2 separate regions of the Homo sapiens genome follow, and region 1 is linked to region 2. The links are chromatin contacts, found by Hi-C or POLR2A ChIA-PET in ENCODE. All regions are on one chromosome and are shown on one strand. The core of a region is the stretch at or near the end of the contact, and the rest is flanking DNA. Distances in the headings are between cores, read along the strand shown. Region 1 holds the start of SOCS1 (suppressor of cytokine signaling 1). Region 2 holds the start of CARHSP1-DT (CARHSP1 divergent transcript).

Region 1 (5,853 bases), core at 2,091-4,590, 2.4 Mb after region 2:
GCTTTGCCTCTTGGAGCCCGTTTTCCCATCTGTAAAATGGGGCCAGCACAGCCACTGAGTGGTCACTAAGGGTCTGTGAGTATACTAGTATTACAACCAGATCCCCAAGCATTGCCATCTTGGATTTCTGTTTCTCCAGACACTGCCCACAGCAGGCAACAGACAGGAAAGAACAAGGACAGGACTTAATTAATCCACAGCAGAGAAGAAAGGGCAGGGGTGTGGCAAAAAAAAAAAAAGAAAAGAAAAGAAAAGAAAAGAAAAGAAAAAGCAAGATTTTTGGAGATAGAGACAAGACATCACCTCCTTCCCTCCCACTTCACCTTATTAAGGGATGAAATTGCCAAAGCTCTCTGAGATCCTAAATCTCTTCTGGCCATCCTTAAAGTCCTGGAGCCTACTTAATCCCCAAGACAGGCCTGGGCTGCTCTGACTCTCTGACCATCAAGTTAATTTTATGTTGTACTTTCAAGTCTGAAAAGTATTATTAAGCATTAGAACACTATTATATGTGTCTCCAAGGCTGAAGAGGGCCACTCTATCTTCTAAAGATGAAGTATGACGTGTCCACCAGGCTGCTTAACCCTAAATCTGAAAATGACTCAGTTCACCATGTGTTGAGTACAACCCTCAAGTTACCACCATGGCCCATGTGTCAGGCTGGCCAAAGACACAGAAGTTGCCAGAAACCCAGGTCCTGGACACTTTCTGGTGCTGTGGGCCAGCCCCACAAACGTCCTGGAGCCACTCTTCCCTTCCCTGGCTCCTGAAAACATCCACCTCCTCTATGATGCGCAGAAAGTTGCCCTTAGAAAGGTGGAGGCCCAGGGAGGCAAGGGGAATTGCCCTAGCCGCCAGCAGCACCCTCCCGCCACCACAGACCACACAGTCTCCTTCTGGCTCCAAGTTGTGTGTTCACCAAAAAGTACACAAGACAGAGCAGGGTGAGAAGAAGGAAGCTAGACCCAGCCCTGTATCCCCCATCTCATCTCAACTGAGTATCCCTTGATGCTGGTTCAGAATGTGCCACTCCTCTGTCCAAAAACTCACTAAGCCCCCACCCCCACCCCTTCCTGGAAGCTGTTGTGGTCATAGAACCAAAGAAGTTTCCTCTCTGTTATCCATTTCAAGCAGATGTTTAGTGGACAGCCAAAAAAAGGCCCAAGTGTTGTCTTTGACAGGAATGGCCACAGGCAGATTTACTCAGTTTTCCCTTCTGTAGAATGGAAATAAGAGCCCGTGCCTCACAGGGTTGTGCCTCTCTTTATAGGATTAAGTAAATTTAAGTATGCAAAGCACAGAATTAGGGCTGGCACGCACAAAGTGCTCAAACGCGAGCTGCTGTCTTACCGGACACACGCCAAAACTAGACCAACCGTTTCTCTCCCTGGAGAGTTGTGGGTGGAACCGTGAGGGATGCCCAGCCACAGGGCAGGCCCCGTACACCACCTGCAGCCCAGCAGGTCAGCCTTAGGACCCTCTCCCCTGGACCTGTTCAGAACCAAGTTAAACTTTTGGCCAAAGCACACTCGCTAGAAAACTTATTTTTTTTTAAAAAAAAAACTTTCATAATAAAGTTTATTACCTAAACTGACTTTAAAAAATATAAAATAGGATTCTGCACAGCAGAAAAATAAAGCCAGAGACCCTCCCCCAACCCCTGGTTTGTGCAAAGATACTGGGTATATGTAAACATGAAGAGGTAGGAGGTGCGAGTTCAGGTCCTGGCTCCAGATACAGTTAAGCTGCTACAACAACCAGGGGGACCCAGAGGGAGCACCAGGAGGGGGAGGACCCCCTCAAGAGGTGAGAAGGGGTCTGCGGCCTCGTCTCCAGCCGAGGGCGGGAGGCGCCTCGCCCCTACACCCATCCGCTCCCTCCAACCCAGGCCGGGGAGGGTACCCACATGGTTCCAGGCAAGTAATAACAAAATAACACGGCATCCCAGTTAATGCTGCGTGCACGGCGGGCGCTGCCGGTCAAATCTGGAAGGGGAAGGAGCTCAGGTAGTCGCGGAGGACGGGGTTGAGGGGGATGCGAGCCAGGTTCTCGCGGCCCACGGTGGCCACGATGCGCTGGCGGCACAGCTCCTGCAGCGGCCGCACGCGGCGCTGGCGCAGCGGGGCCCCCAGCATGCGGCGCGGCGCCGCCACGTAGTGCTCCAGCAGCTCGAAGAGGCAGTCGAAGCTCTCGCGGCTGCCATCCAGGTGAAAGCGGCCGGCCTGAAAGTGCACGCGGATGCTCGTGGGTCCCGAGGCCATCTTCACGCTAAGGGCGAAAAAGCAGTTCCGCTGGCGGCTGTCGCGCACCAGGAAGGTGCCCACGGGCTCGGCGCGCAGCCGCTCGTGCGCCCCGTGCACGCTCAGGGGCCCCCAGTAGAATCCGCAGGCGTCCAGGAGCGCGCTGGCGCGCGTGATGCGCCGGTAATCGGCGTGCGAACGGAATGTGCGGAAGTGCGTGTCGCCGGGGGCCGGGGCCGGGACCGCGGGGCACGGCCGCGGGCGCGCGGGGGCCGCGGGCGAGGAGGAGGAAGAGGAGGAAGGTTCTGGCCGCCGTCGGGGCTCTGCTGCTGTGGAGACTGCATTGTCGGCTGCCACCTGGTTGTGTGCTACCATCCTACAGAAGGGGCCAGCCGGAGGGGTGGGCCATAGCGTCCGGGGGTGCGCTGCGGGAGAGACAAAGAGGTGAGCTGGGGCGCTGCGGGGCCGGGCAGGTGTGCGCCGGCCGGACAACTCCGGAGGGCGGCGCTCCCGGCGGACCCGGCCCTAGGGGGCGAGCACGGAGCACCAAGTCCGCGCGGATCCGTTCAGCCTCAGTGGACACAGCTAGAAAATGGGCTCTGTACTCCGCGGAGCTCTTCCCGGCGGGTGGGGGCTCGGTGGAGGCGGAGTCCGGCCTCCGGGCAGCACCGAGAGGGGGGCGTGGAGAGCAGCCGGTTCTGGCTCCAGCCGTCCGGCCCCGGCTCGCCGCCCCGCGCCCGCCGCCTGCTGGCCAGGCTGGGATCCGCGCCTGGTCTGGGCGATTTGGGCTAGGGCCGGAGAAAGGCTGTGCTGCGGGAGCCCCGCGCGCGGGGGGCGGCCTGGGTGGGGCCGGCGAGGGTCAGGGGCATCGCGGCCGCGACCCCATTCTGCAGCCCCCGAGGCTCGCCCGACTCCTGGCTGCCCTGGACTCCCCTCCCTCCTCCCTCCCGCCTCCTCGCCCAGGGCCCGGCTCACCTGGCGGCGGGGCGCGGGACGCCGCGGGCGGGACGGCGGGGGGCTCCGGGGCGCTCCGGGGCGGCTCTCGCGCATGCTCCGGGGCCAGGAGCCGTGCAGCTGCCACGGCCGCAGCTCGCTCTGTTCGGCGCCCGCCCCTGCGCCAGTCTTTTAAACCGGCTCGGAGGCGGGGCTGGCGACGGCGGGAGGCCCCGCCCCCTGCCGGCCCCGCCCCCAGCTCCACTTTTGGTTTCTCTTTCCGCGGTGGCGTCCGGCGAGGACCGCTTCGGCCCTGTTTCCCTCTCTTCTGGACCCTCCCGCGGGGCCCTCTGCCCGCCTGTTCGCACCTGCCCCAGCACCCGCCTCTCGAGGGGCTCTGGCCCCGACCCTGCGCCTTCCGGCCACTTCTCGGACCCCTCCTTCGGACTTGGCGACCCCGATTTTGCCCCGCTACCTCGGGTTCCACTTTCTGCCGCCAGGCCCTCTTGGGACGCGCCCTGACACACCCTCCTCCGCCCCAGCTGTCTCCACACCCGCCGGGGGCAGAGCCCTGTCCTCTCCTCCCCTGCAGCCAGATCCCCCTAGGAGGCCACAGAAGGTGTCCCCAACCCTGAGCCTGACCCCACCCGTAGACCCCCTCCTAGCCCCTGCTCCACCCGCCGTCGACGCCCTCAGTCGCCCGCCCTGCTGTCCCGAAGCCCCGGCCGGCCGCGGTCTCTGGTCTTGGCTCGGGCTTCCCGGGAAGCGGCGGCCTGACCACAGGCTTCAGAGGAACCCCTGGCGGCGCGGGCGCCTCCACCCCGGCCCAGTTCCTCGGAAACTGGGCGGGGCCGGGCAAGGTCCCTGGTGGCCTCGACTGCCCTCCCTGCGCTCCCACTACCCGGCTGCGGAAGAAACTGAGGCTGGGGAGGGGCTGGGATTTGCAATGGCTTGCAGATTGGGAGCTCTGGACCTGGATCTCGCCTTCCCCGTCTTCATTTTGGGGAGAGGTGCAGCTGGACGACATCAAATTGGAGCCCAGTGAAAAAATGGTGCATTCTCAGACGTGATGAATCCCCAAACCTGGTTTCCTAGCCCTCCTCTCCCCCGACCCCTTCCTCATAGATTTCCCCCTCCTACTGCTCCGTCAGGCATCTGCCCTTCAAAGACTGCCTTCCCACCACACACACGGCCGGGGCTTGGGATGGTGGGCGGTCGGTGGTCGGGGCTGTAATTTGCACACGTGTTTGTGATTTAGTGATTCCGATTGTCGTGCGAGGCCATGGAGTAGGTGCCTGGCTGCTCCGTGTATTTTTGAATGAAGGCATGTGAGGAGCCCCAGCATCACAAGGGGCCACATAAAAACCTGGCTAGGCTGGGCACTTGGTTACTGGCCTCACACTGGGACACACTGCCCTCTACAGACAGCTCTCAGACGGCTTCTCTCCTGGAAGCCCTGGTGCCCAGTCCCTTCCCGCCTCCCTGGCCCCACGATACCTCTTTCCCCAGGCAGAGCCTAGGTCCTTATTAACCTCCTGAACACAGGGAGTGGCCCAGAATCAGCCCAGCTTAGCACCCCATCAGTGCCCTGAATCTGCATGTGGCCAGGGCTGGTGGTGGTCATTGGTGTAGCCTCCTAGGTTGTGCGTGTGTGTGCGTGCGCGTGCGTGAGGGGGTGAGAGAAGATGCAGAACCTTGCCTGCACCAGAGGTCAGGTGTGTGATCATTCGAGAGATGTCCACTGAACATCTGCTGGAGGCCACACTCTGTGGAGGGTGATGGAATACAAGGAGACCCAGTTCCAAATCTGCACCTTTCTATTCTTGTGACCTTGAGCATGTAATTAACCTCTCTGCCATGGTTTCTTTATCTGTGAAATGGGGATAATAATAGTACCTCTAGCAGGGCGCAGTAGCTCATGCCTATAATCCCAGCACTTGGAAGGCCAAGACAGGAGGATTGCTTGAGCCCAGGAGTTTGAGAACAGCCTGGGCAACAAAGTGAGACCCCCTCTCTACAAAAAAAAAAAAAAAAAAAAAAAAATAGTACAAAAATCAGCCAGTCGTAGTGGATTGCACCTGCAGTCCCAGCTACTTGGGAGGCTGAAGCAGGAGGATTGCCTGAGCCCAGGAGGTCAAGGCTGCAGTGAGCCACGATTGTGTCACTGCACTCCAGCCGGGGCAACAGACTAAGACCCTGTCTCAAAAAAAAATAAATAAATAGTACCTCCATCCCGGGGTTGTATGGGAATTAAATGAGTGATTATGGGTCAGGTGCTTAAAACAGCCCGTAGTGTCTAATAAGCAGTCGGTAGATGTTTGTTGTTCATCTGAGGGTGCCTGTGGGTGTGGCAGTGTGTTGGAGCCCACAGACGCATGGCTTCAACCCCTGTGTCCATTTTTTTAAAGAGATGGAGTGTAGCTCTGTTGCTCAGGCTGGAGTGTAGTGATAGGATCGAGGAGGCACTATAGCCTCGACCTCCTGGGCTCAAGAGATTCTCCCATCTCAGCCTCCTGAGTAGCTGAGACTACAGGCACATGCCACCACACCCGGCTAATTTTTTAAATTTTTTGTAGGGATGGGGTCTCACTACGTTGCCCAGGCTGGTCTCGAACTCCTGTCCTTTAGTGACCCTCCTGCCCTGGCTTCCCAAAGCACTGCCTTATATCTATGTTTGAAG
Region 2 (6,468 bases), core at 1,078-3,577:
GCCGGAAACCCGAGGAGTGTACCGGGAACCCAAGGGGGCCTCCAACATTGCCATTGCCTGTGCCCCCATTAGCACCCCTGGACGGCCTCGACCGGACGGGCGACCCCACCCAGCAGGGAGACGGTCACCCCACCGCCACCACCCACCTGGGACCCTGCGCCCGCCCCAGTTCTCAGCCTGGACTGCCCCTCCTGCGGGAAGCCCAAGCCCTCCTTCTCAACAAGAACCCTACTCTACACGCCTCCCCCACTCAATCCCTCCATCCTTCCCTCCATTCTCGGGGGGCTTTGGCTCAGACCTGAGATTGAGCCCTGACTGGTCCCCACTCCCTCTGTGACCCCTGCCAGGCGATTTCACCGCCCCACCCGAGTTTCCTCATCTGTCAAAGGGGACAGGAGCGGTGCTGCGTCGCAGGGCTCGGACGCTGTGCAGATGGTGCCGCGAAAATGCCAAGCGCACGGCGGGCTCAGTCCACAATAGTGCGGCTGATGGTGGAAGTGTCAGGCACGGGCCCATCTGAAATCACCTTCCCTCCCATTCCTGCCCCTGCTGATGGAACACAAACCAAATGCGCTGGCTTTGCCACTCGGTGGAACAAAGACCGATCCCCTACCTAGGGGACCCACCGTCAACCACCCTCAACCCCACCCCATGGCCCCACGCCAGGCCTAGCTCAGCTCATTGAAAACATCTACTCCCAGCCGGGCTCTGCGCCTCTTTCTTGCCCTGAAGGGACCAGCATCGAGAACTCACGGTCATCACCGAGGCCACCCAGGGAGTGCAGAGGGCGGTGGGGTCTCCAAGGAGGACCCCGAGCCCAGAGGAGGGCCAAAGGCCCGAAGGGAGGGAGAACAGAGGCAGAGAGAGGCTGGAGAAGGTAGTGGCGGAAGATAACAGGAAGCCCTGCTGAGAAGTTGGGGACTTAGACGACAATGGGACTTCGGTGGACGATTTTCAGCGTGGGGTAGATCTAAGCGGATTGTTTTTCTAAGTTCCCTCTGGCTTCAGAGTGGCAGCAAATGACAGGGGCAAGCAAGACTGGGCACAGAGAGACTGAGAAATATCAAAACAGCAAGTTAAAAAACAGTAGCTTACGTGTCTCCCGGCACGGGGCTAGCTGCCTCCTTTTACTCTCACACACCCTCTCATGCCAGAAGAAGTCAGAGCCCAGTCTGCAGATGGGGAAACTGAGGCTCCGAGAGGCCTCCTATTTGGCAGAGATTTCCCCACCTATTAAGACCCAAGGCCCTGCCTGGAGCGGGACGTCTCCGCCTCCCCCAGCACACACATCCACTCCAACCCCAGAAAACCATAGGGCCGGAGGCTTCCTTTTTAAAAATCAAAAAAGAACATTTCACTTCCGGCCTGCAAACCTGAACCGCCAGCGCAGCCTGCGGAAAGGGGGCCTGTGGGCGCGGGTGAAGTTTTTCTCCAGCGCCTAAGGCACCCCCACCCCCATCCGGGCGCAAACACCCGGGCCCAGCGCGCCCGGCGGCTCCTCCTCCCCCAGATGCGGCTAATCGCGCGGCGCCAGGACGGCTCCCCACCTCCCCCGCCGGGCCTGGCCGCCGTCCCAACCTCGAGCCACAGCTGGCGCGGCCAGGCCCGGCGGGGGGTGGCTCTGCTTCCCGCGTGCGACGCCCCCCGCGCCTCGCCCCACCGCCCGGCGAGTCCCCCGTCCAGGGCTCCCGCCCAAAGGCAAAAGCAGCGGGGAGGGCGGGAAGAGCTTCCCCTGCACGCAGAGAACAGGTGGCCAGGCGGGAAGTACTACCCGACGTCCGCCTAGAATCCTTGCCGCTGTTGCCACACCCACCCCTTCCCCTGGGGAGGAGCAACCCGCGTTCCCCAAACAGGCCCCGAGAAACCCAGCCCGGAGCCCTCCTCTGCCGAGCTAGAAGACCCTGCAGGATGGGGGACGATGGAGGCAGAGGAGGCCGAGGCCCCACCCCTGCGGCTCCCGGGGCCGCGGGCCAGGGGCGCCTATCCTGGGGTCCCCGAGAAGAGCTCCCTACCCTGCAATCCGTTCTGCTCCGCCAGCCGCTTCGCTCCGACTGAGAGCGCGGAGCTGGGGAGGGGGCGTGGCCCGAGGGGGGGTGGGGCGCCGATCCCCGCCCCCAGGAGCTCCCGGCCAATGGGGCTGCGGGAGGGAGCCCGGGACGGTGGGGGCGGGCGGGGCGGGAGTGGCCCGGACAGGACCTTTGTGTCCGCGCCTTAGACTGGCGGGAGAGCGGAACGCAGAGCGCGGGACGTAGGGGCCGGGGCGGGGCGGGGCGGGGCGGAGCTGGGCTGCACCCACCAGCAGAAAACGCCCCTGCAAAGTGGGGGAACTGTGTCCCTGCGCCCGTGCAGTTCCTTCCCCTCGCCACGCGCGCCAGGTGCGGCTCCCACCTGCCTTTGGCTCTAAAATCTGTATAATCCCGGAGGGTGTCACTTTTAGCAGAAAGGAAATAAAGGAATGAAAAGAGAGACGGAAGAAAACAAGCAAAAAACAGAAAGGAGGAAAAGGGAAAGAAAAAATACACACGCACACACACACCAGAAAAACAGGGTTTTGTTTTCTCGTTGGGGATTTTGATTTTGTTCTCTTCTCTTGTTTCATTTCTAGCCTTCCTTGAGTCCTCTGTTTTTGGAGGTAAAAAATGTTACCTCTGTTTTGCAGGAGAGGAAACTGAGGCACAGAGAGGCGACCAGCCCATGGGCACGGCCAGTCGAGAGCAGCCCCTGAAGGCGAGCCTAGATCCCGGGACCAGGGTCAGCTTGGTATTTGAGGGGCGCGGGGAAGGAGAGAGGTCCCCGGAGCTCGCCCGGGACAACAGGGCCCCCGGAGGCGGCGGTGAGGACTGTGCCTGCCTCACTCTGCAGCCCCTATTGGGGCCACTGGGGAAAAGGCCCAGCAGCGAAACCAACTAGTCCAAGCCAGGCAAGGAACCGTCCTAGACGGCTGGTGGGAACAACCGCGCAGCTGCTGTGGAAAAAGCCCGGCGGTTCCTCAAACCACGAGCCCTGGAGTCTCCATAAAACCCATCAACTCCACTCCTAGGTGTCTGCGCGCCCAAGAGAAATAAAAATGTTTGTCCACACAAAAATTTACTTGAGGCCGGGTGCGGTGGCTCACGCCTGTAATTCCAGCTCTTTGGGAGGCCGAGGCAGGAGGATCACTTGAGCTCAGGAGTTGGAGACCAGCCTGGCCAACATGGCGAAACCCCGTGTCTATGAAAAATACAAAAATTTGCCGGGCTTGGTGGCGGGTGCCTGTAATCCCAGTTACTTGGGAGACTGAGGCAGGAGAATCACTTGAACCCGGGAGGTGGAGGTTGCAGTGAGCCAGGATCATGCCACTGCACTCCAGCCTGGGCGACAGCGAGTCTCCGTCTCGGGGGGGAAAAAAAGTTAAAAATAAATAAATAGGCCGGGCGCGGTGGCTCACGCCTGTAATCCCAGCACTTTGGGAGGCCGAGGCGGGCGGATCACGAGGTCAGGAGAACGAGACCACGGGGAAACCCCGTCTCTATTAAAAATATTAAAAATTAGCCGGGCGCGGTGGCGGGCCCCTGTAGTCCCAGCTACTCGGGAGGCTGAGGCAGGAGAATGGCGTGAACCCGGGAGGCGGAGCTTGCAATGAGCCGAGATAGTGCCACTGCACTCCAGCCTGCCTGGGCGACAGAGCAAGACTCCATCTCAAAAATAAATAAATAGATAAATAATGATTTACTTGTTGGGCTGGGCGTGGTGGCTCACGCCTGTAATCCCAGCACTTTGGGAGACCGAGACAGGAGGATCTCTTAAGCCCAGGAGTTTATGACCAGCCTGGACAACATAGTAAGACCCCTTCTTTACCAAAAAAAAAAAAGTTTTAATTAGCCAGGAGTAGTAGCACCCACCTGTAGTCCCAGCTACTGGGGAGGCTGAGGTGGGAGGATCCCTTGAGCCCAGGAGATCGAGGCTGCTGTGATCCGTGACTGCACTGCTGCACTCCAGCCTGGGTGACAGAGTAAGATTTATAGCAGTATTACTCATAGTAGCCAAAAGGGAGAAACAGCTCAGATGTCCATCAAGTGATGAAAGGATAAACAAAATGTTGTGTATCTATACAGTAGACAACTATTCACTCATCAACAGGAATGAAATCTTGATGCAAGCTACAACATAGAGGAACCTTGAAAATATGCTAAGAGAAAGAAGCCACACAAAGGCCGCACTTTGTGTGATTCCATCTGTATGAAATGTTCTGAATGGGCAAATCTCTAGAAACAGGAAGTAGATTAAGGGTTGCCAGAGGCTGGGGGTGGGGGTGCGGGCTAGACGGTTGATACTTAAAAGGTACAGGGGTTTCTTTTTGAGATGATGAAAATGTGCTGAAAGTGATGGTGGCGATAGTTGCACAAGTCCGTGGATATACTAAAAATCATTGCATTGTGTGCTTTCAATGGGTGAACTGTATGGTGTGTGAATTATGACTCAGTTAAGCTGTTTTTAAAAAGTCAAGGCCAGGCACAGTGGCTCATGCCTGTAACCCCAGTACTTTGGGAGGCCTGGGAGGGCGGATCACTTGAGCTCAGGAGTTCACAACCAGCCCAGCCAACATGGTGAAACCCTGTCTCTACTAAAAATACAAAACTTATCCCGGTATGATGGTGCACACCTGTTATCCCAGCTACTCGGGAGGCTGAGGCATGAAAATTGCTTGAACCTGAGAAGTGGAAGTTGCAGTGAGCCGAGATTGTGCCACTGCAGTCCAGCCTGGGCGACAGAGCCAGACTCCACCTCAATAAATAAATAAATAAACAAATAAACAAGCGGGGACACTGGGGTGGGGGTGGGGGGAGGCCATGACCAGGAGGGGCACAAGGTGGGATTCTAGGATCTGGTAAACTTCTGTCCCTCAGTCTGGGTACCTGGGTGGGTTCACTTTATGAAAATTCATCCACGGCCAGGTGCTGTGGCTCATGCCCATAATCCCAGCTACTTGGGAGCCCAAGACAGGAGGATGCCTAGAAGCCAGGAGTTCAAGACAAGCCTGGGCAACATAGCATATTTTATTTCTAAAATTAAAAAAAGAGGAAGAAAGAAAGGGAGGGAGGGAGGAGTGAGAGAGAGAGAAAGAAAGAAAAAAGAAAAAGGGCTGGGCACAGTGGCTCATGCCTATAATCCCAACACTTTGGGAGTCTGAGGCAGGCACATCATGTGAGCGCAGGTGTCAGAAGTTACAGTGAGCTATGATCATGCCACTGCACTCCTGGGCAACAGAGGGAGGCCCTGTCTGTAAACAAACAAACAAACACGGACTTTGCTTTTTAGGGCAGTTTAGGTTTACAGCAAAATTGAGCAGAAAGGGCTGGGCCTAGTGGCTCACACCTGTAATCCCGGCACTTTGGGAGGATCACCAGAGGTCAGGATTTGAGACCAGCCTGGCCAGCATGGTGGAACCCTGTCTTTACTAAAATAACAAAAATTAGCTGGGCGTGGTGGTAGCGCCTGTAATCCCAGCTACTCAGGAACCTGAGGCTGCAGAATTGCTTGAACCCAGGAGGCAGAGGTTGCAGTGAACCGAGATCGCGCCACTGCACTCCAGCCTGGGCACCAGAGTGAGTCTCCATCTCAAAAAAAAAAAAAATAGCTGGATGTGGTGGCACATGCCTCTGGTCCCAACTACTTGGGAGGCTGAGGCAGGAGGATACATTGAGCCCAGTAAGTCGAGGCTGCAATGAGCCATGATTGCACCACTGCACTCCAGTCTGGCAATACAGTGAGAAATCCCGTCTCAAAACAAAACAAAACAAAACAAAAAAACTGACCAGGCGTGGTGGCTCACACCTGTAATCCCAGCACTTTGGGAGGCTGAGGCAGGCGGATCACCTGAGGTCGGGAGTTTGACACCAGCCTGAGCAACATGGAGAAACCCAGTCTCTGACAAACTACAAAATTAGCTGGGCATGGTGGTGCTTGCCTGTAATCCCAGCTACACGGGAGGCTGAGGCAGGAGAATCAACCGGGAGGTGGAGGTTGCCGTGAGTTGAGATCGCACCATTGCGCACCAGCCTGGGCAACAAGAGCGAAACTCCATCTAAAAAAAAAAAAAAATGCTGAGCAGAAAATACAGGGATTTTCCAAACACTCCTGACCAGCACACACGCACAGCACCCCCTCGCTATCCACATCACACGCCCGAGTGGTACATTTGTTACAGTGGGTGAACCTACACTGACACGTCATCGCCCAGAATCCGTGGTTTAAATGCGGGTCACTCCTGGAGCTGTACGTTCTATTTGTTTGAACAAATGTATAATGGCATGGATCTCCCATTACAGTGTCATACAGAGTTCTTTCACTCCCTGAAAAATCCTGTTTTCCAACAGCTTTATTGAGATATAACTGACATCCAATTAAATGCACACATTTAAAGTGTATAGTCTTTTGTTGTTGTTGCTGTTGTTGTTGACATGGAGTCTCATTCTGTCACCCAGGCTG

What was found. Hi-C counts contacts between places; a loop is a spot of excess contacts on that map. ChIA-PET counts read pairs that join two places held with the same protein, here RNA polymerase II (POLR2A). Pooled maps may share reads with other maps.
Region 1: a loop to region 2 is called in a map of CD4-positive, alpha-beta memory T cell, with 15 times the contacts of the local background. The contact joins the promoter of SOCS1 here to the promoter of CARHSP1-DT in region 2. A Hi-C loop is called at or near these places in 2 of 168 maps with a recorded cell type or tissue (CD4-positive, alpha-beta memory T cell and naive thymus-derived CD4-positive, alpha-beta T cell) and 4 of 50 pooled maps. POLR2A ChIA-PET finds 5 or more read pairs at or near these places in 1 of 52 experiments (Caco-2).

What each region holds. Positions count from the first base shown.
Region 1 is chr16:11,252,864-11,258,716 of GRCh38, forward strand. It overlaps SOCS1 (suppressor of cytokine signaling 1), which reads right to left and starts at 3,341. Exons shown (of 2, transcript NM_003745.2): 1 at 3,216-3,341; 2 at 1,554-2,665. The coding sequence starts at 2,615. The coding sequence ends at 1,980. All of the region lies in intron 1 of LOC105371082 (a long non-coding RNA gene), which reads left to right. RefSeq lists an enhancer at 1,207-1,376 and silencers at 1,987-2,076, 2,487-2,636, 2,647-2,696, 2,797-3,536, 3,787-3,986.
Region 2 is chr16:8,866,954-8,873,421 of GRCh38, forward strand. CARHSP1-DT (CARHSP1 divergent transcript) reads left to right here and starts at 2,328. Exons shown (of 2, transcript NR_186721.1): 1 at 2,328-2,375; 2 at 2,660-3,086. It overlaps CARHSP1 (calcium regulated heat stable protein 1), which reads right to left and starts at 2,053. Exons shown (of 4, transcript NM_014316.4): 1 at 2,013-2,053. RefSeq lists enhancers at 1-210, 1,216-1,275 and a silencer at 1,416-2,375.